2 separate regions of the Homo sapiens genome follow, and region 2 is linked to region 1. The links are chromatin loops, found by intact Hi-C in ENCODE. Cell type or tissue: endothelial cell of umbilical vein. All regions are shown on one strand. Each heading gives the region's core, and the rest is flanking DNA. Links, peaks and the distances in the headings are about the cores only.

Region 1 (15,852 bases), core at 3,587-11,586:
GGTTTCCTGTTTTTGCTTACAGCAGATAAAACTTGATGGCAATGATCTTAATCTTCTCTGTCAGCCTTCCAAGCTCATTATGGGGAGGGGAAGGGCAGAGATTGTTCCTGTCTTCAGGCGGGAAACCAAAGTTCAAGAAAATGGACTCCAGCAGCAGATGGAAAATGCAGATAGTTCCCAGAGGCTGCTGTGCATACATCTGGAATACCTCCAGATCTGAGACAGAGAAGGAATGCTAATAAGAAATCTAGTTGAAATGAGAACACATGGACACAGGGAGGGAAACAACACACAATGGGGCCTGTCGCGGGAGAGCAGGGTGAGGAGAGCATCAGGAAAAATAGCTAATACATATGGGGCTTAATACCTAGGTGACAGGTTGATAGGTGCAGCAAACCACCAGGGCACATATACACCTATGTAACAAACCTGCACATCCTGCACATGTACCCTGGCACTTAAAATAAAATCAAAAACAAAAAAGATATGTAACTAACCTGCACATTGTGCACATGTACCCTAAAACTTAAAGTATAATAATAATAAAATAAAATTTTTTTAAAAAAGAAATCTAATTGAATATCCGAGAGTGTTCCCTGACCTCATGAATCTGTAGGTGAAAGATGCCAACAAACTTAAAGGGGATTTTTCATTTACTTGGCTGGCCAAGGGTTTGAAATTCTAATATTAAGAATTCAGTCATTTCATTTATCCTTTCCTATATTTGTTTCTTTTTCTCTGGAGTCTTCTTAAAAGGGCAACTACTCATAGGAGGGATTATACACACTCACTAACATTTTAGTGTGATTTAATCTGTCCAATTTTTTCACTGGGTGTATATGAAGAAGAAAGGAAGAGAGAATGTATGCAAAAAAGTCATGCTTTCCTGCATCCTAAAAATGGATTCACAATCATCTCTGCCAACTCATGAACATCAGAATGGGTGTCAGAGGCTATAAAAACCTCCATTTCAGACAATGTCTTCTTTTGGTCAAGGGGCCTGAAAGCTATTGAGTCCTTATGTGTTTGGGGGACAGTTCATTTAAAAAAGTCTAATTAAGAAGTCCTCACAGTGCCACCTCCTCCCCATCCAAAACCTACCACTACACCCCTTAGCAAAGATTATCTGAGCCTCCATGGCTTTACTTGTATTCCCTCAGCCTAGAATGCTAAGTCCCTACTCATTGCCTCAGTAGTAGCTGCTCCTTTTGCCTAGAAAGCTATTCCTCCTGATCTTCACATAAATTACACACTCCTGTCTCAGACAGGCCTTTCTTATCTAACGCATGTCTGCTCTAGCACATTGACAATGTATTTTCTTTATAACCCTTGTCAGCACCTGGTTTCATCTCATCATATTTGTCTCTTACTTGTTTAATGTTTTTGCCCCTCCATACCACCAACTAGAATTTCATGAGGGCAAGAATTGTATCTATTTCATTCACAGATGAGTCTAGAAAAGTGCCTAATCCGTAAGAAACCATACATATTTGTTGAATAAATGACTGGATAGATGAATGACTGAGTCCCTACACTCCACCCCAACCATAACTGAATGCCGCATTATTATATTTTTTAAAATATTGCTCAAGAGGGCCATTCCCAGCAAGACTCACCACTAACCCATTCATTCATAGTAGAAGGAGCAAGCACCCTGGTGATTCTTCATACCAAGCTCCCCTGTTCTAAGTACTGTCTGCCTGGGTATGACTTCCAAGGGAGCAGAGCTAGAGTAAATTCTACTTACTTTCAACAGCCCCAACTGCAGTATCTAACAGAAAGAGGAAATACTACATCATAGTAGCTCACGGAAAGAGAAAATCCTACCTCATAGTACTGGTACTGACCCAATAATGCAACCATAGTGGTGTGGTGTTTTATCACAGCGCTGGTTTTGGCCTCACTGAAATTGGCCACATATGACATTCTTTCAATATGTGGTTTTATGAAATCTCCTAGTACTAAGGACATAGGCAGGAAGATCCAGGGCAGAAAGCCAGGATCCAGAGAGCCAGCAATATGTTAAAGTAAGGGCTTAGACTAGGCAATAGGTTAGTACCTAGGCAAGGAGGTTGCCAGGGATCAAGAGGCACATGTGAACTCAAGGTCAAGGCAAGAAGGTGAAAAGCTGTAGGCTTTCAGTCTTCACAGCCCAAATCCATCTGGTACTCTAAGATACTCTAAGGTACACTAAGGATTCCCTAACAAAGGGTAGGGAAAGGCCTCTGGTCAAGACATATATATATATGTGTGTGTGTGTGTGTGTGTGTATATATGTGTGTGTGTGTGTGTATGTGTGTGTATATATATGTATATATACATATATATACACACACATACACACACACACACACATACACACACACACACACACACACACACACATACAGAATCCTGAAGACCTGCAGAAACCAAATAGGACAAAGTGAGAAAAAGAAAAAAACTAGAAGTGCTAGGCTCATAGAGACCCAGATTTAGAAGCCAATTCCTGTCCTGATCAGGAAGTTTCTTAGATGTTTCTTGTGATGAAAGAACCCTGTATGAGAAAGCAAGGAAGTGAATCAGCCAAACTTGATTAGGAAGGATAAGGAACAGGGTGAACAATAAGAATAAGGGCAAATTCTATAAATAGTTTTGTTGGAAATAGGTAAGCTCTGACTCTAGAGAAGCAGGGGTGTGAGGGGGAGGTTGTCAGAAGTCTTCAGCATGTAGAAACCAAAGTTACTATCAGTCAACACGTGACTAGGTATCAAAGAAGGAATGGCATTGTAGGAAACTGGCTCTGCCATGGAATCCTGATGACCTTACCACACATCCACATAGAGCATGCAGGCAAAGGCTGAACCACAGACTGAGTCTTGGTGGAACGCATTGTGCTATTTCTGGAACATTAGAGGACTAGAAGCCTATAAGGAGCTGCTACGAGGAAGTCTCTCACTCACTTCCCTCCCTCTCCTGGAGGGGCTGCAATGAGATCGTTTCTCATCACCTGCCTGATTCTGATGAGGTATGGGGTTTTCTGCTATGCCCCCCTTAGAACATAAAACTGCTTTTATGTATAATACATAAATGTACATTTAAATTTATAAAATATAAATTTTATATAAATATAAAATACAAATAAAAGTTATAAATATAAATTTATATTATTACGTATTATGGTGAATACAAAGCTACAGAACATAAAACTGCTTGGAGGCACCCTGGAATAGGCTCCTCAGCAATGGGGTATCCCACAGTGTGCAATGCAGTCATCCAGCCTCTTTTCTTTCCATGTCATCCTTTGTAGCGTATGGGACAAGGATCACAGGGATCTGGCACTTTAAGGCTTATTCTGCTTTCAGCTGTCTATGTAAATAATAAACTGTCTAAATCTAAAAGTGGTTCATTGTATCTTTACTGGTCAGATCAGTCAAGCCTTCGCCTTGACCTTGTATTATATGTGTGAGATTGACAGGCTTTGGACAAAAAGAGAGACAACCTTTTCATTTGTAACATGATGTTTACTGTGAAGGAATTTCCTGCTGAGAAGTTTGGGCTAAAATATTCAGACATGAGTTAATCCCCCCTGAAGAAATCCTGACACAGTCCAAACCCACTACTGAAACCAAACTTAGCTCCATGCTGACACACATCTACTTTGAAGCTATTGGCCATTTGCTACAGGGGGACAGGGTATCCCAGCAATGCAGTCTCACAGGGCCCACAGCCATTGTCTCTATAGAATCACAAAAAGTCATGTCCAGCTCTCACTTCAGGCAAGTCTCCACTTTACTCGTCTCAACCCAAGGCCAACTTGCAAAGATTTATAGAAAAGATCCACTGTGTTCTCTACTACTTCAATCTTTGATCTACTGGACATTCTTACTTAAGTTTCATGATTCTCACACTGTATTGATGGCCAGCAAGATCCTTCTGTGTCCCTACAAAGGCAGGGAGCCCAGTACTGAACACACACAGAGTGGTTGGCATGTATAGCACAGTCCTGGACCTCAGGAATTTATATTCCAAGGAGAATGTCAAACTGAAACACAAAAACAAACATTTAACTATACAATATATGGTGCTATGTAATAAAAAAAAAAGTGCAAACCAGGGGTTATAGAAGTGAAGAAGAGAAGGGAGTATTTGCTTCCAACTATGGGGATTAAGGATGACATCATAGTGGATATGTCATTTGAACTGGACCTAGAAAAAGTAGATAAAATGTCAATAATCAGAGAAGAGAGGATAATTGAGCAAACAGAAACAAGCAGAAAACATAAAAAGACCCTAGAATAAAAATAATTCTAGGAACAATGGAGATTTTTTTAAATTCTAATTATTTTCTTCAGACTAGTTTGAAATGATCTTTGCATCTATGAAATATTGACAAGATAGGCTGGGCACAGTGGCTCACGCCTGTAATCCCAGCACTTTGAGAGGCCAAGGCGGGTGGATGGCCTGAGGTCCGGAGTTCGAGACCAGCCTGGCCAACATAGTGAAACCCCATCTCTACTAAAAATACAAAAAATTAGCTGGGCGTGGTGGCAGGTGTCTGTAATCCCAACTACTCAGGAGGCTGAGGCAGAAGAATTGCTTGAACCTGGGAGGTGGAGGTTGCAGTGAGCCAAGATCTCACCATTGCACTCCAGCCAGGACAACAAAAGCGAAACTCTGCCTCAAAAAAAAAATGAAATAAAATATGGACAAGATATTACAAGCAAAAAAACAGAGAACAAGAAGAACCTTTGGAATTTAAAATATAATTGCCAAAACAAGAGGGAATGGATAGTGAGTAAATGGTAAATGTAAATGAATATAAGGATAACCTAGTCATTCAAAATATTGAACAGTTAAAGGGAGGAGAGTGAGATGAGAGCAGGCCGGCAACAAGTAGAATAGTAATAACAACAAAATTAACAGCAGCAGCTATAGATTACTTTGCTCCTACAAAGTGCTAGTTGCCTTACATATAGTACTTCATTTACTAATCACAAAACACAGCAAGGTAGGTATTGCTAGTAATCAATTGTACCAAATGGTGACTATAATAAATAATAACACATCGTATACTTCAAAATTTCTAAAAGAATAGGTTTGAAATGTTTTCACCACAAAAAAAGTATATGAGGTGACTGATTTGTTAATAGGCATGATTTAATCATTTCACAATATTAACATGTATAAAAATATCACATTGTGTCCTATAAATATACAATATATACAATTGTTATTTGTTCATTTAAAATAAAACAAAAAATAATAACAAAGAAACTGAGGCTCAGAGAAATAAAGGATCTTGCCTAATGTCAGACAGGTAGCAAGTGGCTATGGTATGTTGGCCTCCAAAACTATTGCTCTTAACTACCTCACTTGCAGGAAAGCAGAGGGGAAGCATCAAGGTAAGGAAGAGGTTGAAGGTGTCAGACTAAAAGGTCCAGACCTTCAACCTCTTTATGTATGGAAACAAGGTCCTTGGCTGTGCATGGTGGCTCATGACTGTAATCCCAGCACTTTGGGAGGCTGAGGTGGGTGGATCATGAGGTCAGGAGTTCGAGACCAGCCTGACCAACATGGTGAAACCCGTTCTCTACTAAAAATACAAAAATTAGCCAGTGTGGTGGCGCGCAACTGTAATCTCAGCTATTCAGGAGGCTGAGGCAGGAGAATCGCTTGAACCTCGTAGGTGGAGGGTGCAGTGAGCCAAGATCATGCCACTGCACTCCAGCAGCCTGGGTGACAGAGTGAGACTCCATCTCAAAAAAAAAAAAAAAAAAAAAAGGGTCCTTCAGGAGTTGAGGAGGGATAAGTTCTCTGGAATGAGTTGGGAAGTGGCAAGGTGATGGAAAATCAGCCTTCTGGGAAATGGGGGAACGTTTCTTCCTCCAAGACTATGAACACTGCTGAGAGGGGACCCAGGGAGGTTGAGACACAGTGAAGCAGTAGCAGATGTGCACCAAATGCAAGAGGACCTTGAAACCAATGCCAGCTCTGCCTCCAAGAACAAGCTGCTTATGTCTGATGACTCATTTCCCAGGACAAGGCCAGTTCTTGGCCAGCAGCCACTAAGAATGCTGCAGCAGGGCACTACTCCACACTGGTAGGCGTTGTCACACCCAGACCACCTCCATTGGTCTTCAGAAAGTGTGCCCAAAGCCTAAAGCCACCTCTGACTTTATGACATTGAACTATTTCATTCCATTTGGCCAATAGAAATGCAAAAAGGATGAGAGCAAACCAAGGAGGGGAGATTGCAGTTCCAAATCATTCCACAAAAATGGTCTCTAAATGCATCTGAGCTGGCTGCTTATAAAGGGCAACACAGGCACCAAAAAAAAAAAAAAAAAAAAAAAGAAGAAGAAGAAAAAGAAAGAAGGAAAGAAAGAAAAAGAAAAGAAAACCTGACTACCCAATCCTTAAAAATTGTTCAAGAGTAAAAGCCCCACAAGTCTGAATTCCAGAAACCCAAGGCGGGTGGCCTTTTCAAAGAGCTCAGTTGATTTTATCACCATCCCTAGTCTGAATTCGCTGCACATTTCCTCCCTAATCCAGGATGCGATAAGAAACCAACATAACAAGAATTCATCTTCCCCAGGAAAAGGTGAGCATCTCTGAGTTCAACAGAGACAACTGGAACCTAATTGCATTGCCTCTTTCAAAGCCTTCCAGTAAAAGTGTAAAACGAAAGAGGACTGAAAGAGGCTGCTTAGCGCAGCTACAATGTGATCACATTTTCTTTTGAAAAATGACACACCAAGTAGCTGCCATTTTTAGAAAATGGCAATTTCATCTGAAATCAGAGCAAGTGTCACTCTGCAGCAAAAAATAAAATCCTTGTTTCAAGAGCTTTGGAACCTGGTCCCCAAACAGCAGTATTTCCTGGCTATATTTGATTAATATTACACAAAGGGTAGGATGAAGGGAAGGTGGGTCTGGAAAAGGAAAAGCACCTTTGTGAAGAAAAACAAGTATGTGGCCTTCAGGGAGCTAAGCACATGTTTAATTTTGTGTTTTAAACTTCTCAGCAGACTGCAGATCTATAAAGGGAATCACTGAAAGTGAAGATAACGACGACTTACCCAAAGCATCATGCTGTTTTCCGCAAGACAGGGCGAGAAGTGAGAAAGCAAAATCTTTGCTTCAGTTACACAAACTCCCTCTCCTTTGCAGAGAAACTTGCTAGCTGAAATGGAGCCAGATGCTAATACGGGAGCCTCAGCAAACAGCTATGTGCTTGTCAAACACTGACATCTACTGGTCAGTTCTGAAATGGCTTCTTTTTTATTTCTGAAAGACCAGTCAACTAGACAAAAATAAATTCCCTTGTGCTTTTTATTGGAGGCTTTTTCTTCTTTGGCCCTTTGAAAATTCTTAACCCGTAATTTAAGTTTTACCTCTGTAAAATATACAGAGTTATTTAATTTATATTTTGATTCTTTAAGTTATAAGATTGTTATTAAATAGGGCATGAGAAAAAACGCAGAATATCTAATCAGAATTTGTTGAGTATAATAATCATTTCTTATATCCATAAAACACTAATGAGTTTCCAAAGCATGACCAGGTATATTATCTCATTAGGTATTCAACAACCCTGTGAAATGGGATGATCAAGACCATCCTATTTTACAGAAAGGACACAAAGGCCCAGAAAAATCTAGCTAATAAATCCAAGGTCATAAAGAAAGTCACAGGTGATGCTAGTTCTAGAACCAAGGTTTTCCAACTTATAGGCCAGGACTTTAATCATTGAGGCATTTATCTCCACATTTCCCCTTGTGGAAACAAATAAATTACTCTCAGCTGGTGAGTATAGAGGGAAAAGGCAAATGGGGACACGCAAACACACACCCTCTTTCTTTTGCTTTGTACTATTAAAGTCCCGACATGAACTAATGAGCAGAGGGAGAAAGCTGCTGTGGATGAGAGCTACACTCCATTTTAGTACTTCAAGAAAGATTTGGTCAAAGCTGATTAACCCATTGGGCATCATAAACCTTTCTGTCCAGCATACCAGAATCAGCCACCACAATGAAGTATGAAAATTGATCCTTAAAAAATGCACTGAAATGTCATTCAGAGAGATTGAGGGCCAGTTACTTAATGCCCAGATGTATTCACCCTCCCCCAACCAGGGCACACAGTTGCTTCCTGATAATGCTTACAAGCTTCCTAATTATTATCAAAATTAAAGGTACATAGGGAACCTTGAAACATGGGAGGCATACCTGAGAGCAAGGTGGGTAGATCATTAACGAAATTTCTCTCTTCTGTGGACAACTTACCAAAGGCATCAGAATTTTAAACTGGGACCTTTTTTTCCCCCGGAAGAATTAGCTGGGTTTCTAAAACAAAAATCAAACCATGGAGGTTGAAACACAAGTGAGTACTTCATAAATATTCCCTGGAATGAAAATATTGCCAGGAGATTTCTGAAGAGGGCATGGAGCATCTGCCTTAGAGGGCCACTGCTAAACTTGTCCTGTTGCCACTTTGCTAAGGAAAGGAGGAGCTTAAGAATGTTGTGGGGTTGAGGTGGTAGGGAGTTAAGAAAGACCAGCAAACTAGACAGCTGAGTAACACAAATCAACTCTCGGGGTTTAAATAGCCCTGTCCTGAAGCATCTTCATGTCTAGAAAACCAATGTATCAACTTCTACCATTAATGTCCCTTTTAAAAGGGAATAATGTGGGTTGTCATATCAATGCTTTTTTTCCCACTCCTAGGGATCCTGTCCCAACTCAGAGCCCTGACTTGACTTCTCTTCCCTACAAGACCTTTCTTTTAATAACAATAACAATAACAACAATAGTAACAACTGAGGCTAATTTACAGCAGGCACTATTTGAAGGGCTTCACATATATGAACTCATTAGTCCTCACAACAACCCTACCAGGTTGTTACTATTATCTCCACTTTATAGATATGTAAATTAAGTCACAGAGATTAAATAATTTAACCAGGATTTCACAGCTTCTAAGTGATGGTGCTAGAGTTTAAACCCAGGTCTGTCCAATTTCAGTGCCCCCTCACTTAACCTCTATATCAGTGGTTTTCTTTTATTATTATTATTATTATTATTATTATTATTATACTTTAAGTTTTAGGGTACGTGTGCACAACGTGTAGGTTTGTTACATATGTATACATGTGCCATGTTCTCACTCATAGGTGGGAATTGAACAATGAGAACACATGGACACAGGAAGGGGAACATATATCAGCGGTTTTCAAAGTGCAGTTCCTGGACCAGCACCATTAGCATCACCTGGGAACAAAATTCTCAGCCCTCTCTCCCCACAACCTGCCCCCAACAGACCTACTGAAACAAAAACTCTGAAGTTTGGTTGTTTTAACTTTACTTTTACAAGACACACAGGTGATTCTGATGTACATGACAGTTGTGGGACTCACGCGCTACATGATACCGCCTATCTCTAAAGGGTAGTTGGGGATATAGAACCTTCAGCCCACAAAGAGTCCAGTCAGGATATTGCTTGATATCTTGCCATTTGCCATCTTATGATAAAACTGGAGCACGAGATGGTAATTCCATTTGATTGTGGGCCTAGGTTAATCATAGATGTTTGAGTATCATACCTTTTTCGTAGGAAAATTCCACATGCAGATCAGTAACAGTAGATCCATTTTTCAAATGCGGAAATCAAAGCCATTTAAGTCATTGGAGAATTGGGTTTCGAAAACCTCATTTAGTCCATTTTCCCTCCTCCAGAAAAGTAAACATAACCAATTTGAGGGCAGCAGGTAATTATCTCCATAAAAATTTTTAAAGTATCTAGAGACGGAATAAGAAAATAACTTTTGAGACTTGGACTGCAGAGTTGTAGTCTTTCAACCCAGGCGTCATCTGATCTCCTTTATTTTCTTTCTTCCCCAGTGCCATTCTTCTATAGTCTTTTTACCAGAAGGACCCAACTTGGCATTTTCCAAAGTGTGTATGTGTGTGTGTGTGCACCACACACGTGCACTGTAAGACTTTAATCCCCTGAGATGCTTGCAAGAAAAGGGTTACAGAGTCAAATCAAATTAAAATTAAATTAGCCTGTAAAGGCTGGGCACGGTGGCTCACACCTGTAATCCCAGCACTTTGGGAGGCCGAAGTGGGTGGATCACCTGAGGTTAGGAGTTCGAGACCAGCCTGGCCAACATGGCGAAACCCTGTCTCTACTAAAAATACAAAAAAATTAGCCGGGCGTAGTGGCGCTTGCCTGTAACCCCAGCTACTCTGTAGTCTGAGGCAGGAGAATCACTTGAACCTGGGAAGCAGAGGTTGCAGTGAGCTGAGCTTGCGCCACTGCACTCCAGACTGGGTGACAGAGACTCCGTCTCAAAAAACAAAAAAAAAAACAGCTTGTATTTATCGAGCATTTCCTAAAAGCCAAGTACTCTTTTAAGCAGTTTGAATATATTAAAACCACTCTGATGTAAATATTACCATTATCCCCATTTGACAGATAAGGACACCTGGAGCACAAAAAGATAAAACAGACTTTTCCAAGGTCCTATAAGGAGCAAGCGAAATATCCTAGCTGGGTTCTAAACCCAGAAAGTCTGCTATCAGAGGCCCCCACTCATAACACCACGGTTTACTGCCTCTTTTTGAGAAATTCTGCAGATTTCATCTATGATTTTCCTCTATCAGAAAAAATCTCCATATACATTAGCCCATTTGGAAGTCCTGCAGTAGAGAAATGTGCTTATATTTTATAACCCAATGTCTCCCAAACTTACTTGATCAGGGAATCCTGTTTTGTAACACCTGTTAAGCTCTCCAGAACAAAAGATCTTAAAAACACACTTTAGAAAAACCTAATTTGGCCTGAGGAGGACCACTCTTTTGCCCAATCTGTAAGTCATTGTGAGAAGACAGATGGAATAATGGAGAAAAAAAGTATGTGCATGTATATGCATGCGTGTGTGTATCTTAGAACAGTGCCAAAAACGGAATAAGTGCTATGTAAGTGTTTACTCTTGTTGTTGCTGGTAATGGTGGTGGTTGTGGTGGTGTCATTCTTAACACATATCTAATGCCTTTACTACATCTTTGGCTAATCTCGAAGGACAAGAAAGACAATTATATCATCATGAGGGAAAGAAGCTTATTTTATTTCTCTTAGAGTACACAAATGCAATTGGTATCACTGACAGCAAAGGCATCATGCCACCATCTCAGCCTTTGCATGGGCAACACTTAGTAAGAGGGAAACACAGCATACCACCCACTGTAATACAAATGCCTCTGTCTCTGTGCATATTGTTAATATTGGGCAGCTTCCTCCATCCCCGCCCCACTTCTTGGAAGCTCGAAAGTGCTTACCACCTTTATCCAATTTATTCTGGAAGTTTTGGACTATTTGCTTGAGTTACTCCAGTCAGATGGAGATTTGGCATGACATTCAGAAACCTTTCTTTCAAATCTCTGTGCTTCCAGGAATGCTGCTTGATAGCACCGAATATTGAACTCGTAGCGTGTTGGAGCAGGAGGCAGGTATGAGGAAGAAGGCAGAATTCCACGTGTGACAATTAGAAACCTCTCATACTGAAGAACAGGAGCTGGAAGGGCCCCAGGCTATCTATACTGTGATCAATCTGGCCACTCATGTCAGGTTACTATCATAATCATAATCAATAATTCCCCAAACCATATGAAGCTACAGGTAAAAGTGGGATATTAATGATCATAAACAGCATTTTCTCTGGTTTTCCCCCAAATCTATCATTACAGTATCTCTAGGTTCTCCACTTATTTCTCATAACCCCCATGGGTTGTCTCAAGTCTACCCATAAAGAAGCCTTCTCCACTTTACGGACTTCCTAGACCTTTGCTACCTATACCAAACCACAGGCACCTCATCGCTGCTACCAGTGCCTACCATGAAAGATGACAGCATTAATGTTTGTACCAAGGATACTGCTTAGTTCCCAAAGTCTCCAAGGCCACATCAAGCCACTGATGCTGCCTTGTACTGCTCTTTAAACAATATGGCACAAGGTGCTACTGCTGTGCCAATTACTAGAGACTGGGTAGCATCTGCAGCTCTGTGCTGCCCCTGGCATCACTGATGTGCTAACGCCTTCCAAGTGCCAAAGCTGAGTTCTGCTCCCTAGAAACCCCATGTGCCACAGTTGGCTATGTTCTGAGCTAACTCTCAATTAGGTAGGCATAAAAGCGGTGCTGCCTTATCTTTCTTCCAATATCCCACAGAGATCTTTAGAGAAACTACTGTTTTTTTCTGTTTGTGTTTTATTTTTACTTTCAACACCTCTTTACCTAAGATTTAGACATAAATTCCTGGGAAACTAGATCGATGGGTAAATCTTAATGGTGGGCAATAGACTATGCTCAGATTTACCCCAACTCTCCAACAACTAAGCCCATTTTATTGGACTGAGCATGTCCAATAGCATGTCTATTAGGGTATGTGACTCCCTTTCTTTCTTTCTTTCTTTCTTTCTTTCTTTCTTTTTTAAGATGGAGTCTCGCTGTTGCCAGGATGGAGTGCAGTGGCAGGATCTTGGCTCACTGCAACCTCCGCCTCCCTGGTTCAAGCGATTCTCCTGCATCAGGCTCCCGAGTAGCTGAGACTACAGGCACGCGCCACCACCCCCAGCTAATTTTTGTATTTTTAGTGGAGACGGGGTTTCACCATGTTGGCCAGGATAGTCTCCACCTCCTGACCCCGTGATCCACCCACCTCGGCCTCCCAAAGTGCTGGGATTACAGGCGTGAGCCACCACCCCCGGCCTGTGGCTCTCTTTCTAAGACACTCCTTATAGCCCATGAGGAAGTAGGATGAGGTGTCTCTTTACAGCACATCCAAAGATATCTGAATCCTAGTGGAAAACCTAGACTTGTCGCTTACTAGGCTGTCTTCTACAAGAGACTTTATTTCCAGCATGTCAGTTTTGCAAACCAATCTAAAAGACTGCAGGAAGATGCACTGGACTAGACAGCAAACAATCAGAATCCAAATTCCAGTTCTATCATTTATCAGCCATGTGATCCCTGGGCAGGCCATTTAACCTCCATCTACTGGGATAATAACTCCTGTGCCTACCTCAGGTTTGTCTATTCAAGAAGTATGTATTAAGCTTCTTTCTAAAGATAAAAGGCACAATTCTGGGTCTGTTGGAGATAAAATGAATAGTCACAGATTTTGCTAGCTAACATCATACAAACTAATGATAATATTTTTAAGAAAGTATTAGTTGAATACATAGTAGTTGCCCTGCACTTTACATGTTATCTCTTACCTCACAGAAACCCTATAAGATGTGCATGATTAAGCCCACCTTACAAATGCAGAAAACAAAAGTTTAATGAGGATCACAGATTTGTTCAAGTCACACATCTAGGAAGTGGTGGACCTGGGATTCAAATTCAGGTTTGTCCGAAGCCAGAGTATGATTTTTCCACTAGACCATACAGCCTCATGTATAAATAGCTATAATATGAGGTAGAAATGTATTCATTTCATAGGGCATAGATGAAGTGCCATAGAATCAAATGAGATGCATATGAAAGTGTTTTTATAAACAGTCAAGCTGACACAGTTATAAGGTGTTTCTGTTATTGTCATTAGGGTAAGTGCTCTATAAAATATGCTGGCTATAAAATTCCATCTGTAAATAGGAGTTAACCAAGTCTTGTAGAGATAATAAGAAAGGAGTATTTAATTTCAGCTGCAACAGATCATTGGAAGGCAACTGGTGCCTCATATTTGATCACTCTTCTAAATATTATTGCCCAGCATCTGTATATGGGCATGGGCAACCTATGTGAATGGATCAGAGCCCCCAGAGGTCAATGGTACGATCTGAGCAGAATGAAAATTAGTTCAGCACGTTGCAGCACACTAGACAGGCCTCCTGAGAAGACATATTTGGATGGGCTATTAAAGTCACTTGGTGAAGCAGGGCCTTGCTCAAAATGTGTGGACTACTGTGATCACTATGAGCAAGACCATGTACCCCAGCAGGATATGAAGAGCTGGCTTTTCAATGCAAACTGACACAGGGTCTCTTTATTGTGAGTTCAAGATCTAATAATCACAGCTTACATTTACTGAGCAGCTACTGTGTGCCAAGCACGGAGCTAAGCACAGTTAGAGTACATCTGAAGTCATCATATTGTGATAAAAGCTCATTGTATTTACCTGATTTAAGAACATGAGTTTTGAAGTAATACAATCCATTATCCATTCTAATTTGGACAAGTTAATTAACCTCTCTCTGAGACTCAGTTTCCTAATCTGTTAAGTTAAATAAGTTAATAAGTTTAATATAGTAAAACAATTAATACTATACCTATCACATATAAAATTTTCAATAAATGATAAACAATGTTGTTGCTGCTGTTATTATTATTATACTTTTCTGTTGAAAGTCTAGAAGGTGGCATTCTTTTGACTTCTAGGAAATGGTACTATAAAGTTCATTCTAGGCATAATGGTTACTATTGCATAACAAATTACTCCAAAATATAGCAGCTTAAACAACTCACATTTAGTATCTCCAGTTTTGTGGGAATCTAGACATGGCTAAACTGAGTCTCTGCTTTAGGGTCTCTCACAAACCCATAATAAAGTTGTTGGCCAGGGTTAGGGTCTCATCTCAAGGTTCAACTGAGGGAGGATCTACTTCCTAGCCCACTCATGTGGTTGGTGGCAGGATTCACGTCCTCACAGGCTGTTGGGTTGAGGTTCTTCACTGGCTATTGGCTGGAGCACACCCTTAGGTTTTTGCCAAATGGGCCTCTCCAACATGGTATCTTGCTTCATCAAAACCAGCAAGAGGGAGAATCAGCTAGGAAGATGGAAGTCACAGTCTTATAACCTAACCACAGAAATGATATCCTATTATTTTTGCTCTGTTCCATTTCTTAAAAGCAAGTCCTTAGGCCCAGTTTACACTCAAAGAGGATTACACAAGGGCATGAATATGAGAAGGTGGGGTTCACTGGGGACCATCCTAGGAATCTGTCTACCGCAGTGGGAAAGGTAATAAACACAAGAATCAAAGAAAAACCTCTAAAAGGCTTTGGAGTAGAAAATTAAGATTCAAAGTTAATTGTGAAAATAAGTATAGGCTATTAACGCAACAATTAATAAGGAAAGATATTTCTATGTGTTTTGGAGGCTTTGTTTGCCTCAATGATAATAAAAGGATCATTTTCTTTGGTGAGTGTTTATTTTTCTTAAGTTCATTTTATAATAAGATTTTAATCAATGATCATACCCATTTTACACATGAGGAAACTGTGGCTCAAAGAAGTTAAGTAACTCATTCAGGGTCCCTAAGAGCAAAGTTGAATTGGAATCCAAGTCTGTCCAACTGTAAAATCTATGCTTTTTCTGCTACACCAGGTTGCCCCCCCAACACACACACACACATTTAGCAAATTAGTGTGATTCGTTCCAGGTTTTGTTCATGTTTTAGTTTTGTTCAATGCCTTACTTTTGACTAAGCACACATATCTCCTGCCTTTACCTCCCATACCCATAATCCTTGCCATAAACTTTGTCCCCTCCCAAACTGGCAGTACTTGTTTAGAAATTTAACACCAATTGTTTATAATACTCTGCTAGAAGGATATTTTTAAATCAAACAAAACAGACATTTTGCAGGCATACATACAGTCTTCATTGACTAAACACCTAGTACAAACTCATGAGGAACTAACTTCATTAGATACTGAGTGGAATACAATACTTCATAAGACATAGGAAATCTCTACACTCAGGGAACAATGCCATATAGCATATACCAAGTGAGCTTGAGTCTCTCAAAGCAGACACTTCCAGATGAAGTCATTTCCTGTGTGGATTAACTGTTTGACACTGCAGAAT
Region 2 (15,852 bases), core at 4,369-12,368, 67 kb before region 1:
CCTTAGGCACCATGAGTATTCACCTTCTAACATGACGTCAAACATATAGTAGGTGCTCAATACATGCTGAGTAAATGACTGAATGGCCAGGGTCTGAAGTGTCTCTCCTGCAGCTTCAAGTGGACAGCTCAGCTCTTCACAACTTGAGAAGATACTTGTGTGGTGTGGTGTGGGGTGGAGTGTGTGTGTGTGTGTGTGTGTGTGTGTGTGTGTGTTTTGTAATATCTTAGGTCATCTAAAATGAATAGCAATGGAGCAAAAATGAATGGACAATATTCCCATGTAAAAGAAATGAATTTAGCCACAGACCTTACACCCTTCACAGAAATTAATTTAAAATGGATCATAGACCTAAATGTGAAACACAAAACTATATAAATACTAGAAGATAACTCAGGAGAAGATCTAGATGACCTTGGGTTTGGACATGGCTTTTTACATACAACACCAAAGGCATAATCTATGAAAAAAATAATTGATAAGCTGGACTTCATTAAAATTAAGAATTCCTGCTTTGTGTAAGAAACTGTCAGAGAAATAAAAAGACAAGCTTCAGACCGGGAAAAAATGTTTGCAAAAGATAACTGATAAAAGACTGTTATTCAAAATATACAAAGAACTCCTAAAACTCAGCAATAAGAAAACTACTAACAACTCAATGAAAAAACTACAGGTACAAAATTACAGTTAGGATGTATTAGTCCATTTTTATACTGCTATGAAGAACTGCCTGAGACTGGGTAATTTATAATTTATAAAGGAAGAGGTTTAATTGAATCACAGTTCAGCATGGCTGGGGAGGCCTCAGGAAACTTACAATCATGGTGGAAGGTGAAGGGGAAGCAAGGCACCTTCTTCACAAGGTGCAGGAAGGAGAAGTACTGAGCGAAGGGCGAAGAGCCCCATATAAAACCATTAGATCTCATGAGAACTCACTATCACAAGAACAGCATGGGGGAAACCACCCCCATGATTCAATTACCTTCACCTGGTCTCCCCTTGACATGTGGGGATTATGGGGATTACAATTCAAGATGAGATTTGGGCGAGAACACAAAGCCTAACCATATCATAGGAAGAATAAGTTCTGTTATTTTAATACACAGTAGGGTAACTAGAGCAAATAACAATGTAGTGCATATTTCAATATTGCTAGAAGAGATTTTTAATGTTATCACCGCAAAGAAATAATAAATGTTTAAAGTAGTGAATATACAACTAAAAGAACTAGAGAACCAAGAGTGAACCAATCCCAAAGCTAGCAGAAGACAAGCAATAATCAAAATCAAAGATGAACTGAAGGGGATTGAGATGAAAAAAAATTCAAAAGATCAACAAATCCGAGAGTTGGTTTTTTGAAAAAATTAATAAAATACATAGCCTACCATCTAGACTAATAAAGAAGAAAATAGAACCAATTAAACACAATTAGAAATGACAAAGGGTATACTACCCCTGGCCCCAAAGAAATACAACCATCGGAGAATATTATGAACACCTCTATACACACAAACTAGAAAATCTAGAAGAAATGGATAAATTATTGGACACATACACCCTCCACAGACTGAACCAGGAAGAAATTGAATCCTTGAATAGAACAATAATGAGCTCCAACATTGAATCAGTAATAAGTAGCCTACCGACCCCCAAAAAAACCCAGGACCAGACTGATTCACAACTTAATTCTACCAGATGTACAAAGAAGAGCTGGTGTGATTCCTACTGAAACTATTTCCAAAATTTGAGGAGAAGAGACTCCTCCCTAACTCATTCTATGAGGCCAGCATCATTCTGATACTAAAAACCTAGCAGACACAACAAAACAAGAAAACTTCAGGCCAATATTCTTGACGAACATCAACAAAATAATGGCAAACTGAACCCAGCAGCACATCAAAAACCATATCCACCATGATTGAGTAGGCTTTGTGCCTGGATGCAAGCTTGGTTTAACACACACAAATCAATAAATGTGATTCATCACATAAACAGAACTAAAGACAAGAACCACATGATTATCTCAATAGATGCAGAAATGGCTTTCAATTAAATTCAATACCCCTTCATGTTAAAAACTCTCAATAAAATAGATCTTGAAGGAAGATACATCAAAATAATAAGAGCCATATATCTCAAATCTACAGCCAATATCAGACTGAATGGGCAAAAGCTGGTGTATTCTCCTTGAAAATCAGCACAAGACAAGGATGCCCTCCCTCTCTCACCACTCCTATTCAACATAGTATTAGAAGTTCTGGCCAGAGCAATCAAGCAAGAGAAAGGAAGACACTGTGGCGATTCCTCAAGGATCTAGAACTAGAAATACCATTTGACCCAGCAATCCCATTACTGGGTATATACCCAAAGGATTATAAATCATGCTGCTATAAAGACACATGCACACGCATGTTTATTGCAGCACTATTCACAATAGCAAAGACTTGGAACCAACCCAAATGTCCATCAATGATAGACTGGATTAAGAAAATGTGGCACATATACACCATGGAATACTATGCAGCCATAAAAAAGGATGAGCTCATGTCCTTTGTAGGGACATGGATGAAGCTGGAAACCATCATTCTCAGCAAACTATCGCAAGGACAGAAAACCGAACAACACATGTTCTCACTCATAGGTGGGAATTGAACAATGAGAACACTTGGACACAGGAAGGGGAACATCACACACTGGGGCCTGTCATGGGGTGGGGGGAGCGGGGAAGGAAAGCATTTGGAGATATACCTAATGTAAATGACAAGTTAATGGGTGCAGCACACCAACATGGCACATGTATACATGTGTAACAAACCTGCACGTTGTGCACATGTACCCTAGAACTTGAAGTATAATAAATTTAAAAAAAAAGAAAGAAATGGTATCCAAAATAGGAAGAGAGAAAGCGAAACTATCCCTGTTTTCAGACAATATGATCTTTTATCTAGGAAACCCCACAGTCTCAGCCCAAAAGCCCCTTCAGTTGATAAAAACTTCAGCAAAGTCTCAGGATACAAAATTAATGTACAAAAATCACTAGAATTCCTATACACCAACAGCAGTGAAGCTGAGAGCCAAATCAGGAATGCAATCCCATTCACAACTGACACAAAGAGAATAAAATATTATACCTAGGAATACAGCTAACCAGGAAGGTGAAATCTGTACAAGGAGAACTACAAAACACTGCTCACAGAAATCAGAGATGACACAAACAGAAAAACATGCCATGCTTATGGATAGGAAAAATCAATATTGTTATAATGGCCATACTGCCCAAAGCAATGTATAGATTCAATGCTATTTCTACCAAACTACCACTGACATTCTTCACAGAACAACAAAAAACTATTTTAAAATTCATTTGGAACCAAAAAAGCCTAAATAGCCAAGGCAATCCTAAGCAAAAAGAACAGAGCTGGAGGCATCATGCTCTCCAACTCCACAGGGCTATGGTAACCAAAACAGCATGGTACTGATACAAAAACAGACACATAGACCAATGGAACAGAATAGAGAGCCCAGAAATAAGGCTGCACATCTACGACTATCAGATTTTCGACAAAACTGACAAAAAATAAGCAACGGGGAAAGCATTTCCTATTCAATAAATAGTGCTGGGAGAACTGGCTAGCCATATGCAGAAGATTGAAACTAGACCCCTTTCTGGCCGGGTGTGGTGGCTCATGCATGTAATCCCAGCACTTTGGGAGGCCAAGGCGGGTGGATCACAAAGACAGGAGATCGAGACCATCCTGGCTAACATGGTGAAACCCATCTCTACTGAAAATACAAAAAATTAGCCGGGCATGGTGGCTGGTGCCTGTAGTCCCAGCTACTCGGGAGGCTGAGGCAGGAGAATGGTGTGAACTCGGGAGGCAGAGCTACAGTGAGCGGAGATCACACCACTGCACTCCAGGCTGGGCGACAGAGCAAGACTCCATCTCAAAAAAAAAAAAAAAGGAAACTAGACCCCTTTCTTACACTGTATACAAAAATAAACTCAAGATAGACTAAATACTTAAATGTAAAACCCCAAACTATAAAAACCCTGGAAGACAACCCAGGCAATACCATTATGGATATCAGAACAGGCAAACATTTCATGACGCAGATGCCAAAAGCAATTGCAACAAAAGCAAAAATTGGCAAATGAGATCTAACTAAACTAAAGAACTTCTGCTCTGCACAGCAAAAGAAACTATCAACAGAATACACAGACAATCTACAGAATGGGAAAAAAATTTTGCAGACTGTATATCTGACAAAGGTCTAACATCCAGCATCTATAAATAACTTAAACAAATTTACAAGAAAGAAACAACCACATTAAAAAGTGGGCAAAAGACAGGAACAGACACTTTTCAAAGGAAGACATACACGTGGCCAAAAAACACAGGAAAAAGGCCAACATCACTGATCATTAAAGAAATGCACATCAAAACCACAATGAGATACCATCTCATACCTGTCAGAATGGCCATTGCTAAAAAATCAAAAAAATAGATGCTGACAAGGTTGGGGAGAAAAGGAAATGCTTATATTCTGTTGCTGGGAGTGTAAATTAGTTCAACTATTGTGAAAAGCAGTGTGGCAATTCCTCAAAGAGCTGAAAACAGAACTACCATTTCACCCAGCAATCCCTTTACTGAGTATTCACCAAAAGAAATATAAATCATTCTATTATAGAGACACATGCACATGTGTATTCATTGCAGCATTATTCACAATAGCAAAGACATGGAATCAACCTAAATACCCTTCACTGGAAGACTAGGTAGAGAAAATGTGGTACATATACACCGTGGAATACAATACAGCCATAAAAAGAATGAGATCATGTCCTTTGCAGGAAAATGGATGAAGTTGGAGGCCACTATACTTAGCAAACTAACGCAGGAACAGAAAATCAAATACTTTATGTTCTCACTTATACAGGGGAGCTAAGTGATGAGAACACATGGACACATAGAGCGGAACAACAGACACTGGAGCCTAAGAGGGTGGAGGCTGGGAAGAGGAAGAGGATCAGGAAAAATAACAAAGCGTACTAGGCTTAATACATGGGCGATGAAATAATCTGTACAATAAAACCCCACGACATGGGTTTATTAATAAACCTGCACATGTACCCTTGAACTTAAAAATTGAAAAATAAATAAAAATAAAAATAAAAAGTTATGTTTCTAATTGAGTTTATTTGGATTTTCTCTCTTCATTTCTTGGTTAGTCTCGCTAATGTTCTATCAATTTTGTTTATCTTTTCAAAGAACCAGCTTTTTGTTTCGTTTATCTTTTGTATGTTTTTGTTTCAATTTCACTTAGTTCTGCTCTGATCTTTGTTATCTCTTTTCTGCTGCTGGGTTTGGGTTTGGTTTGTTCTTGTTTCTCTAGTTCCTTGAGGTGTGACCTTAGATTGTCTATTTGTGCTCTTTCAGACTTTTTTTATGTAGGCATTTAATTCTATGAACTTTCCTCTTAGCACTGCTTTTTCTGTATCCCAGAGGTTTGGATAGGTTGTGTCACAATTATCGTTCAGTTCAAGTAATTTTTAAATTTCCATCTTGATTTCATTGTTGACCCAATGATCATTCAGGAGCAGGTTATTTAATTTCCATGTATTTGCATGGTTTGCAGCGTTTCTTTTGGAGTTGATTTCCAGTTTTATTCCATTGTGGTCTGAGAAAGTACTTGACGTAATTTTGATTTCCTTAAATTTACTGAGACTTGTTTTGTAGGCTATCATATGGTCTATCTTGGAGAATGTTCCATGTGCTGATGAACAGAATGTATATTCTGCAGTTGTTGGGCATAATGTTCTATAGGTAGCTGTTAAGCCCATTTGCTTTAGGGTATAGTGTAAGTTCACTGTTTCTTTGTTGACCTTCTGTCTTGATGACCTGTCTAGTGCTGTCGTTGGAGTATTGAAGTCCCACAATATTATTGTATTGCTATCTCATTTCTTAGGTCTAGTAGTAATTGTTTTATAAATTTGGGAGCTCCAGTGTTAAGTGCATATATATTTAGAATTGTGATATTTTCCTGTTGACTAGTCCTTTTATCATTATATAATGTCCCTCTTTGTTTCTTTTTAACTGCTGTTGCTTTAATGTTTGTTTTGTCTGATACAAGAATAGCTACTCCTGCTCACTTTTGATATCCATTTGCATGGAATATCTTTTCCCACCTTAAGTTTATGTGAGTCCTTATGTGTTAGGTGAGTCTCCTGAAGAAGGCAGCAACTTGGTTGGCGAATTCTTATCCATTCTGTTATTCTGTATCTTTTAAGTGGAGTGTTTAGTCCATTTACATTCAATGTTAGTATTGAGATGTGACGTACTATTCTATTCATCATGCTATTTGTTGCCTGAACACATTGGTTTTTTAAAGTGTGTTTTTGTTATATAAGTCCTGTGAGGTTTATGCTTTAAGGAGGTTCTATTTTGGTGTATCTTGAGGATTTATTTCAAGATTTAGAGCCCCTTTTAGCAGTTCTTGTAGTGCTGGCTTGGTAGTGGTGAATTCTCTCAGCATTTGCTTGTCTGGAAAAGACTGCATCTTTCCTTCATTTATGAGGCTTACTTTCACTGGATACAAAATTCTTCACTGATAATTGTTTTGTTTAAGGAAGCTGAATATAGAACCCCAATCACTTCTAGGTTATAGGGTTTCTGCTGAGAAATCTGCTGTTAATCTGATAGGTTTTCCTTTATATGTTACCTGATGCTTTTGCCTCACAGCTTTTAAGGTTCTTTCCTTCATCTTGACTTTAGATAACCTGATGACTATGTGCCTAGGCAATGATATTTTTACCATGAATTTCCCAGGTGTGCTTTGAGCTTCTTGTATTTGGATGTCTAGATCTCTAGCAAGGCCAGTGTTAGTTCATTTTCATGCTGCTGATAAAGACATACCTGAGACTGAGCAATTAAAAAAAAGGTGGGGGGGGGTAATGGACTTACAGTTCCATGTGGGGGGAAGCTTCACAATCATGGTGGAAGGCTAGGCAGAGCAAGCCATGTCATACATGGATGGCAGCAGGCATAGAGAGAGAACTTGTGCAGGGTAACTCTTCTTTATAAAACCATCAGATCTCATGAGACTCATTCATTAGCACAAGAACAGCATGAGAAAGACTTGCCCCCATGATTCAGTTACCTATCACCAGGTCCCTCCCACAACACCTGGGAATTCAAGATGAGATTTCGATGGGGACATAGCCGAACCATATGAGCCAGGAAAGTTTTCCTCAATTATATCCTCAAATATGTTTTCCAAACCTTTGGATTTTTCTTCTTCCTCAGAAATACCAATTATTCTTAGGTTTGGATGTTTAACGTAGTCCCAAAGTTCTTGGAGGCTTTGTTCATTTTTTAAAATTCTTTTTTCTTTGTCTTAGACAGTTTGGGTTAATTCAAAAGCCTTGTCTTCGAGTTCTGAAGTTCTTTCTTCTGCTTGTTTGATTCTATTGCTGAGACTTTCCAGTGCCTTTTGCATTTCTCTAAGTGTGTCCTTCATTTCCAGAAATTGTGACTGTTTTTTATTTATGCTCTCTATTTCACTGAAGAATTTTCCTTTCATATCCTGTATCAAGTTTTTGATTTATTTAAGGTGGAGTTCACCTTTCTCTGGTGCCTCCTTGATTAGCTTAATAATTGACCTTCTGAATTCTTTTTCTGGCAATTCAGAGATTTCATCTTGGTTTGGATCCATTGCTAGTGAGCTGAGTATGATCTTTTCAGGGAGTTAAAGAACCTTGTTTTGTCATATTACCAGAATTGTTTTTCCGGTTCCTTCTCATTTGGGTAGACTGTGTCAGATGGAAGATCTGGTATTCAAGGGCTGCTGTTCAGATTCTTTTATCCCACAGGATGCTCCCTTGATGTGGTGGTCTCACTCTTCCCATAGGAATGGGGATTCCTGAGAGCTGAACTGTAGTGATTGTCTTTCTTTTTCTGGGTCTAGCCATCCAGTGGACCTACCAGGCTCTCGGCTGGTACTGAGGAGTGTCTACAAAGAGTCCTGTGATGTTATCCATCTTCAGGTCTTGCAGCCATGGATACCAGCACCTGCTCCAGTGGAGGCAGCAGGGGAGTGAAGTAGACTCTGTGAGGTTCCTTGGTTGTGTTTTTGTTTCATGCACTGGTTTTGTGTTGGCTAGCCTTTAGCCAGGAGGTGGCGCTTTCAAGAGTGCATCAGTTGCGGTCCTACAAGGAGGATGCAAACTTGCCCTAGGGACACCTGGTTAAGTATTCAGGTTTCTCAGGTGCTGGGCGGGGCCATAGAGCTCCCAAGAGATTATGACTTTTGTCTTTGGCTACCAGGACAGGTAGAGAATGACCACCAGGTGGGGTCAGGGATTGACGTGTCTGAGCTCAGCCTCTCCTTGGGCAGGGCTTGCTGAGGCTGCTGTGGGGGATGGGAGTTGAGTTTAGTTCACAGTCCAGTGGAGTTATATTCCTAGGGGGATTATGGCTGCCTCTGCTGAGTCATACAGGTCACCAAGGAAGTGGAGGAAAGTCACAGGCCTCATCCTACTCCCTCACAGCCCGCAGTCCTAAAGGCCAGTCTCACTCCCACTGTTCCTCCCCAACAACACTGAGCCTATTTTCAGGCAGCCAGTGACCAGGACTGAGTACTTGCCCTGGACCACAAACCTCCTCATTGAGAAGGCAAGCAGACTTACAGTTTTTCAGCATCTCAGGGAGCCTGCAGCATTGATCCAGTTCCTTCAAATGGTCTGTGGATTCTCTCTCCTTTGCTGGTATGTTCCTGTGGTAGTTCTTGGAGCAAAAGTTCACAATGTGAGTCTCCACATGCTGCTCTCTCTGTCCAAGCGGGAGCTGCAAGCTAGTCCTGCCTCCTATCTGCCATGTTAATCCAACACTTATATTTTGTCTTTTTGATAATTGCTATTCTGATAGGTGTGAAGTGTTATCTCCTTGTAGTTTAATTTGCAATGAAAACCAAAAGTAAACAAATAGGATTACATCAAATTAAAAAAGCTTCTGCACAACAAAGGAAACAATTAACAGAGTGAAGAGGTCACCTAAAGACTGGACAAGAAATGTTTCAAAGCCATACATCTGGTAAGGATATATAAGAAACTCAAAACAATAGCAAGAAAACAAATAACCCAATTAAAAATGGGCAAAGGATCTGAATATACATTCCTCAAAAGAAGACATATAAATAGCCAACAAATAGATGAAAGAAATGTTCAACATCACTAATCATGAGGAAGAATATCTTGACTGTGGAGACAAAACACTGGACTAAATAATCAAAATAGTGTGTAAAGCCCTTGAAGAAGAGATAAGATGACTACTTATCTTAAAGAGACTAAATATTTACCTGCCTGTATGCAGGAGCTGTATCAGAAGATAGCTTCAGATTCTGTCAGCCTCATGACTCCATCATTTCTAATGCCCATTTTAATAGTTTGCTCCTCATGCACATGGGGTGTGTATATATCACAGAAAATCTGGGGGAAAAATAGTTGAATCCACAGGGAAGAAACACACACGCACACACAAACGAGTTTGTTTAACTGGATCTTTCACTTTTAGTCACATGGACATCATGCGAGTGCAGCATATAAATGTGTTTTGGTCAGAAAAGGACACAGAACTTACAAAAGACCAGAAAGTGTGAAGAGATATAACCACAGTATCAGGAGGAAGATAAAATTTCAACAAAATAATTATTAAAGGGGTTGTGGGGAAAGAACACTTTTTAGTCAGAATTTTCAATGCTAAGTACAAAGGTGAATGAGCACATAAAAAACCAATGCATTATGTTATGTTTTTATCCTTTGCCCACATTCTGGACACATTTAAGCCAAAAAATAACCATTTCCTTTCTTAAAGCTGTACTATATTAACATAATCTTGAGTGTGGCCCTAAAAAGGCAAACAGGTGGAGCCACATCATTGTAAAACATGACAGCCTCGACCAATTCGTCAAATTGATATCACTTCAAAAGAAAGGCAAGAATACAGGACCATCATGGGAAGCAAAGAGACCATGCTGCTGTGATTCAATAGGATTTTCATCTCCAACTTCAAAAGGCTCCATTAATCTCCTAACCATCTATCTAGGCTTTAAGGAGAAGGAAATGGAGAGTTTTGAACATGAATTTTCTGCTCCTACCTATTGCTCCCAGTGACACAGGAGACAGAAATAAACATTCTTCCAGGAGACCCGGAAGAAACTCACCCATGCCAATGGAATGGAGTGGGGAAAGGTTAGAGTTTACACTGTGACAGGAATATGAATGAGATATCTCTGAATCAAGGCTATTGGATAGTCCCTGAGCCTCTGTTTTCTGTGATGTGTGATGGCAATATTAGACTGTGTCCTCTGCATCCCATTTGTAGAATTTCTCGCCCACAAATCCAGTTGGTTTCTAAGTAATTTATATGTGTAATGTATTTGCTTGTAAAATACAAACTTGATGACTTACCTACAATTTATCACTCTTCTTTATGGTCATGCTCAGCCTAATCAGCTGACCACCCAGCAGTGTATACTATACATTTATCAAGCACTTAGCCCTGGGCCTAATGAGCACTAGGAGCTGGAAGAGCTCAGGTGAGAAACTGAAGGCCCCTGTTCACTCTACAGTTTTTGCCAATGGGCTTTTTCTATTTAGGTCTGTGACTGATTATCTAAGCAAAATGGAGTTCCAAGGTAGTAGAGCTAATTTTTGTAATATATAGTTAGAGTTTTGACCTGCTCCTGGGCAGCCATGCTTAAAATGAACACCAGTGGTCCAAAGATGTTAAGAAAGAAAAGGCAATAGTGTTGGGATTGTTCACAGTGTGATCCCAGGCCCACCTGCATCACAATCACAATCAGAGGTGAGTATTAAACCTACAGATTCCTGGGTTCCACCCCAGACCTGCTGAATCAGAACCTATAGATTGGAGCCCAGGGAGCTGAATGATAATAAGCTCCACCAAGTGACTTTGATGCTCACCAACATTCAGGAATCACTAGCTTAGTGCAAACTCATCCCCACAGCTAGGAAACAACTCGTAAGTGTGCACAGCATTCTAGCGTGGAATCTCCTCAGTGGGACCTCCAGATCTCAATCAATCAACTAAAAAGTATTTCACTGCCCAAATACATACATGATTCTCTCAGTGAACCTCGGTTTCCTTTCTCTAAAACAAAGATAATAATAGCACCTACCTCTTACAGGCTGTGGAGAAAATTAAATGATGTACATGTACAAAGCTTCACACACTGCCTAGCACATGATAAATCATTCAATACATCTTAGTAATTCTAATAAGAAAATATTCAAGTTCCTTAGTGAAACCTTTCCAGTTTGTATGTACCCACATTGTTTCATTTCCTGCCTCAACCTCCTACCTAAGAATGTATACTCCAGACAAACAAAACCAACTGGAGTTTCCTCATACACTATGCTACTTTTTTTTTTTTTTTTTTTTTTTGAGAAGGAGTCTCGCTCTGTCGCCCAGGCTGGAGTGCAGTGTCACAATCTCGGCTCACTGCTACCTCTGCCTCCTGGGTTCACGCCATTCTCCTGCCTCAGCCTCCTGAGTAGCTGGGAATATAGGCACCCGCCACCATGCCCGGCTAATTTTTTGTGTGTATTTTTAGTAGAGATGGGTTTTCACAGTGTTAGCCAAGATGGTCTCCATTTCCTGACCTTGTTATCCACCCGCCTCGACCTCCCAAAGTGCTGGGATTACAGATGTGAGCGACCGCGCCCAGTCACAATATGCTACTCTTTATCTCCACACTGTTGCTTATGCCCCTTCTTTTGCCTGGATGCAGCTCCTTCACTTAGAAAGCTCATACTTGATCTTCAAGGCCTAAATCATTGGCATATTCTCTAGGAAGCATTTATTAGACCCCTGAGCCTAAGTTAGGAGACTCTTTTCTTTGTTCTCTCAGCACTCTTTACCTCTTTATGCCTATCTTTCCCCTATTAGAGAGCAAGCTCTTTAAAGTCATGGACGATGGGTATTTTCGGTTTTTTCCCTATATGCCCTTTTTGTTGCCAGTAATTTTAAAACATTCAGAAGAGTACAGAGAATAATAAAACAATCACCCAGTTTTTTAACTTTCACAAGTAACCACTATTAACCTTTTGGCACTTTTACTTCCAGTTTTTCCACACTTAAAAATAACTTATAAAAATACCGTTTATTATTTCAGAATAGAATATTATAGGTAAAGCCAAAAGCCCCCTTGACCTCCACCCCCATGCTCTATCCCTTCACTGCTTTTCCAAAGGTAACCAAACAGTAATATGAGTTTGATGTGTAGCCTTCCAATCTTTTTGTATACATCTACAGACATAACCTATATCCATATAAAATATACAGTATTGGTTTGCACATTTTCCCAAATATCATGTGGCTGTGTACATCATTCTGCCACTTGCTTCTTTCACTCAAAAGTGTTTATGAAATATATCCATGATGATAGATATATCTAGGTAATTCACTTTAATTGCTTTCCATTATATGGATGTACCCCCATTTTAACCATTTTTGTCCCTATTGATGGACATTTAGATTGTTTCCAAGATCTTGCTATTATGAAAAATTTATCATGAAATTTATGATGAAGTGCTTTACTACATGCCTATGTGTATGCATGTGTGTTACTCTAGTAAAAAGACTTAGAAGTAAAACTGCTGGATTATAGGGTATGTGAATTTTTTTAAGAGACACTGACAAATTGCTCTACAATGTGGCTGTACTGACTTTTACTCCCATCAGCATTGTTCAAGAGTTTCATTTCCCTATCTCCTTACCAACACTTGCTATTGTCAGCCTTTTAAATTTTGCCAATATTATCAGAGAAAAGAGATATTTCATTACTGTTTTTAACCATCTTATTAACCTCTGTGTCCTCAGCTCCTAGCAAGTATTTGGCACATGTTGATTGCTTGGTAAATATTTGCTCATCTCTACTTTTGATAATGTCACATGTGGGTACCAGCTCTGGCCTGCTGATACTTCAGAACACAGCTAAGTGTCTCCTTTCAGCAAGAACCGGAGGGAGATCCCAGTTTCCTTACCTCTAAGCAAACCTGTGAGGAAAAGATAAAGTGAAAAAATGTAGGTGATACAACTTTCTTTAGCAGTTTATCATTAGCTGATATGGTTTGAATGTTTTGTTCCCTCCAAATCTCATGTTGATATGTGACCTCCAATGTTGTTGGTGGGCCTGGTGGGAGGTGTTTAGGTCATGGGAACAGGTTTCTCATGAATGGCTTAGCACCATCTTCTTGGTGATGAGTGAGTTCTTTCTCAGGTAGTTAGCATGAGGTCTGGTTGTTTAAAAAAATCTGTGACCCACCCCCTTTCTGTCTTGCTCCCTCACTTGCCATGTGATATACCTGCTCCTTCTTTGCCTTGTGCCATGACTGTAAGCTTCCTGAGGCCCTCACCAGAAATGAATGCCATCACCATGCTTCCTGTACAGCCTACAGAACTGGGAACCAAAATAAACCTCTTTCTTTATAAATTACCCAGTCTCAGGTATTCCTTTATAGCAACGTAAATGGACTAATACGTTACCTAACATGGCATTCACTAAATGATTCTTGATCTCTGGATCAATCATCTTTCACAATCAGTAAGGTTAGTGTCTAGCTCCTTCCACCTAGAAGTTAAGGACACATCAGAAAAGACAACAGGAGTGGGAAGCAGCGTGTCTGTTCCCCAGTGGCTCTGTTGCACCAGTGAAAAGGAAACAGGTAGAAGGAATGGTTTAGCTTTCTAGTGGTTGCTCCAAAGTTAATTATTATAGATACTATCTGTTCATGAAAACCTGTTTCCTTTTCCTTAGAATGGCCATGTATCTGGACCATATTTGCCAGTATCCCCTATAGTTAGTTATATTCATGTGATTAATTTTTGCCCAATGGATTATGAACCAAAGTGATATGTATCATCTCCAATCCTGCTCTCCTATATAATATTCTCCATGTTCTTTTTTTCCTTCTAGTTGACTGGAATAAAAACAGAGCCTAGAATGCCATGTTAAAGATGGCATTGCCATAAGATGAAAGGAGTTTCAGTCCCTGAATCATTATTTGAAGAAGTGATATGCCTAGCATTTACTCTAACTAATACAGTAATATCCCTAGACTGGCAAATCTTTTCAGAAACACAAATAATCCAGCATTTACTATCTCCAAGTAAGGGTAGTTCATATTTTTTTCGGACAAGAGACAGAATTGGCAACGTCACTGTTAGGGTAATTCTTAGCTAGTTTCACAACATGGAAAACAACAAAGCACAATTGTTATATCTACCAGTGCAAATGCTATACAACAACCATTTTTAAATTACCAAAAGATTTCAGGGCTGAAATAAACATCATTATTGTAGGAAAAAAAACAAACTGATCTAATCAGCCCTGGTGCCTAGTCAAGTTAAAAAAAAAATGAAAGAGGAAGACATTATTAGCAAGTCTCCAGTACAACTGGTAGGCATGAATTTAGTTTGATAGTGTCATAAGTGAACAGTACTCAATGAAAGCCTACACTGCATTTCTCAGCAGAAAGGCTTCAGGCTGCTAAAGTACCTAGAGACTCTCAGGGGATCATGGCGGATGGGATGCAGGACTAGATTGCAGCTCCAATTCGGATGGACAGAGCAGCATGTAGAGGCTCGCATCATGAGTTTTTGCTTCAGAACGACTGCAGGAACAAATCAGGAAACCTGAGAGGACCTACAGACCCCCTGAAAGAAGCAGATTGCTCCTGCAAGACCTGGGAGACAACCCAAATACTGTGAGTGCCCAAACTGAAGAGGTGGGAAAGGGAGATCATCCGCCCCCGAACACACATCCCTACTGGGGAAACTGAAGGCCTAGATTTTGACCTAGAAAAGATTTTGATCTTACCTTTAGCTGAGTCAATTCAGAGAGCTGAGCGAAATCCAGAGGTAGAGGAAGCAACAGGAAGAGCCCTGGGAGCTCACCGGGTTCCCTAGCAAGCCATTTTTGTCTGGCCTCACAGGGGCCCTTCAAGAGGGTGGCCAGAGGCACCGGGAAAAGACCACAGGGAGAAGAAAATCCCCAGCTAAACTCTGTAACAATTTGAACTGTTTGAGAAGCCTCCTGGCCAGAACTCAGGGGAGGGCATGAATCCAGTGTGCAGACTCCACAAGCAAGGAAGAAGAAAAGACACATTTGCTTTCACAGTTGGGAGGAGGGTAACCTGGGGCAAGTTCTCAGCCCTGCTTGCCCACTACCTGGAAACAGACTTGGTGCTGTTGGGCGGGGGGTGGGCACGGTGGAAGTGAGACCAGCCCTTCGGATTGTGTGGGAGCTGGTTGAGGCCTGTGACTGCTGGCTTTCCCCCACTTCCCTGACAACCTGCATGACATAGTAGAGACAGTCATAATCCTCCTAGAAACATAACTCCATTGACCTGAGAACCTCATCCCCATCCCCCACAGCAGCCACAGCAAGATCCGCCCAAGGAGAGTCTGAGCTCAGACAGCGCCTAGCACTGCCCCAACACAGCGGTCCTTCCCTACCCACCCTGGTAACTGAAGACAAAGGACATATACTCTTGGGAGTTATAGGGCCCCGCCCACCACCTGTTCCTCCCCATGCTACCACAGCTGATGCTCTCTGGAAAGCACAACCTCCTAGCAGGAGGTCAACCAGCACAAAAACAGTGCATTAAACTACCAAAGCTAAGAATCCTCACAGAGTCCATTTCACACCCCTGCCACCTCCACCAAAACAGGTGCTGGTATCCATGGCTGAGAGACCCACAGATGGTTCATATCACAGGACTCTGTGCAGACAACCCTTAGTACCATCCCAGAGCCTGGTAGACTTGCTGGG

Evidence for each region. Hi-C counts contacts between places; a loop is a spot of excess contacts. Peaks named below come from ENCODE experiments on the same cell type or tissue, not always from the same donor. Only the 100,000 strongest peaks of a DNase experiment are listed, where the experiment ranks them.
Region 2: it touches region 1 in a loop (9-fold over the local background); 4 of 110 quality-filtered maps call a loop at or near these places.

The regions. Positions count from the first base shown.
Region 1 is chrX:120,781,596-120,797,447 of GRCh38, reverse strand. No RefSeq gene overlaps it. Among named protein-coding and RNA genes, the nearest start is that of CT47B1, 86 kb to the left of the region's middle. In endothelial cell of umbilical vein, for the core only: a CTCF peak has its summit at 7,234 (motif pointing left); DNase peaks (open chromatin) are centred at 6,027 and 7,187; H3K27ac peaks cover 1,940 bases.
Region 2 is chrX:120,849,875-120,865,726 of GRCh38, reverse strand. No RefSeq gene overlaps it. Among named protein-coding and RNA genes, the nearest start is that of CT47B1, 18 kb to the left of the region's middle. In endothelial cell of umbilical vein, for the core only: a CTCF peak has its summit at 8,178 (motif pointing right); no DNase peak of the experiment used is centred there.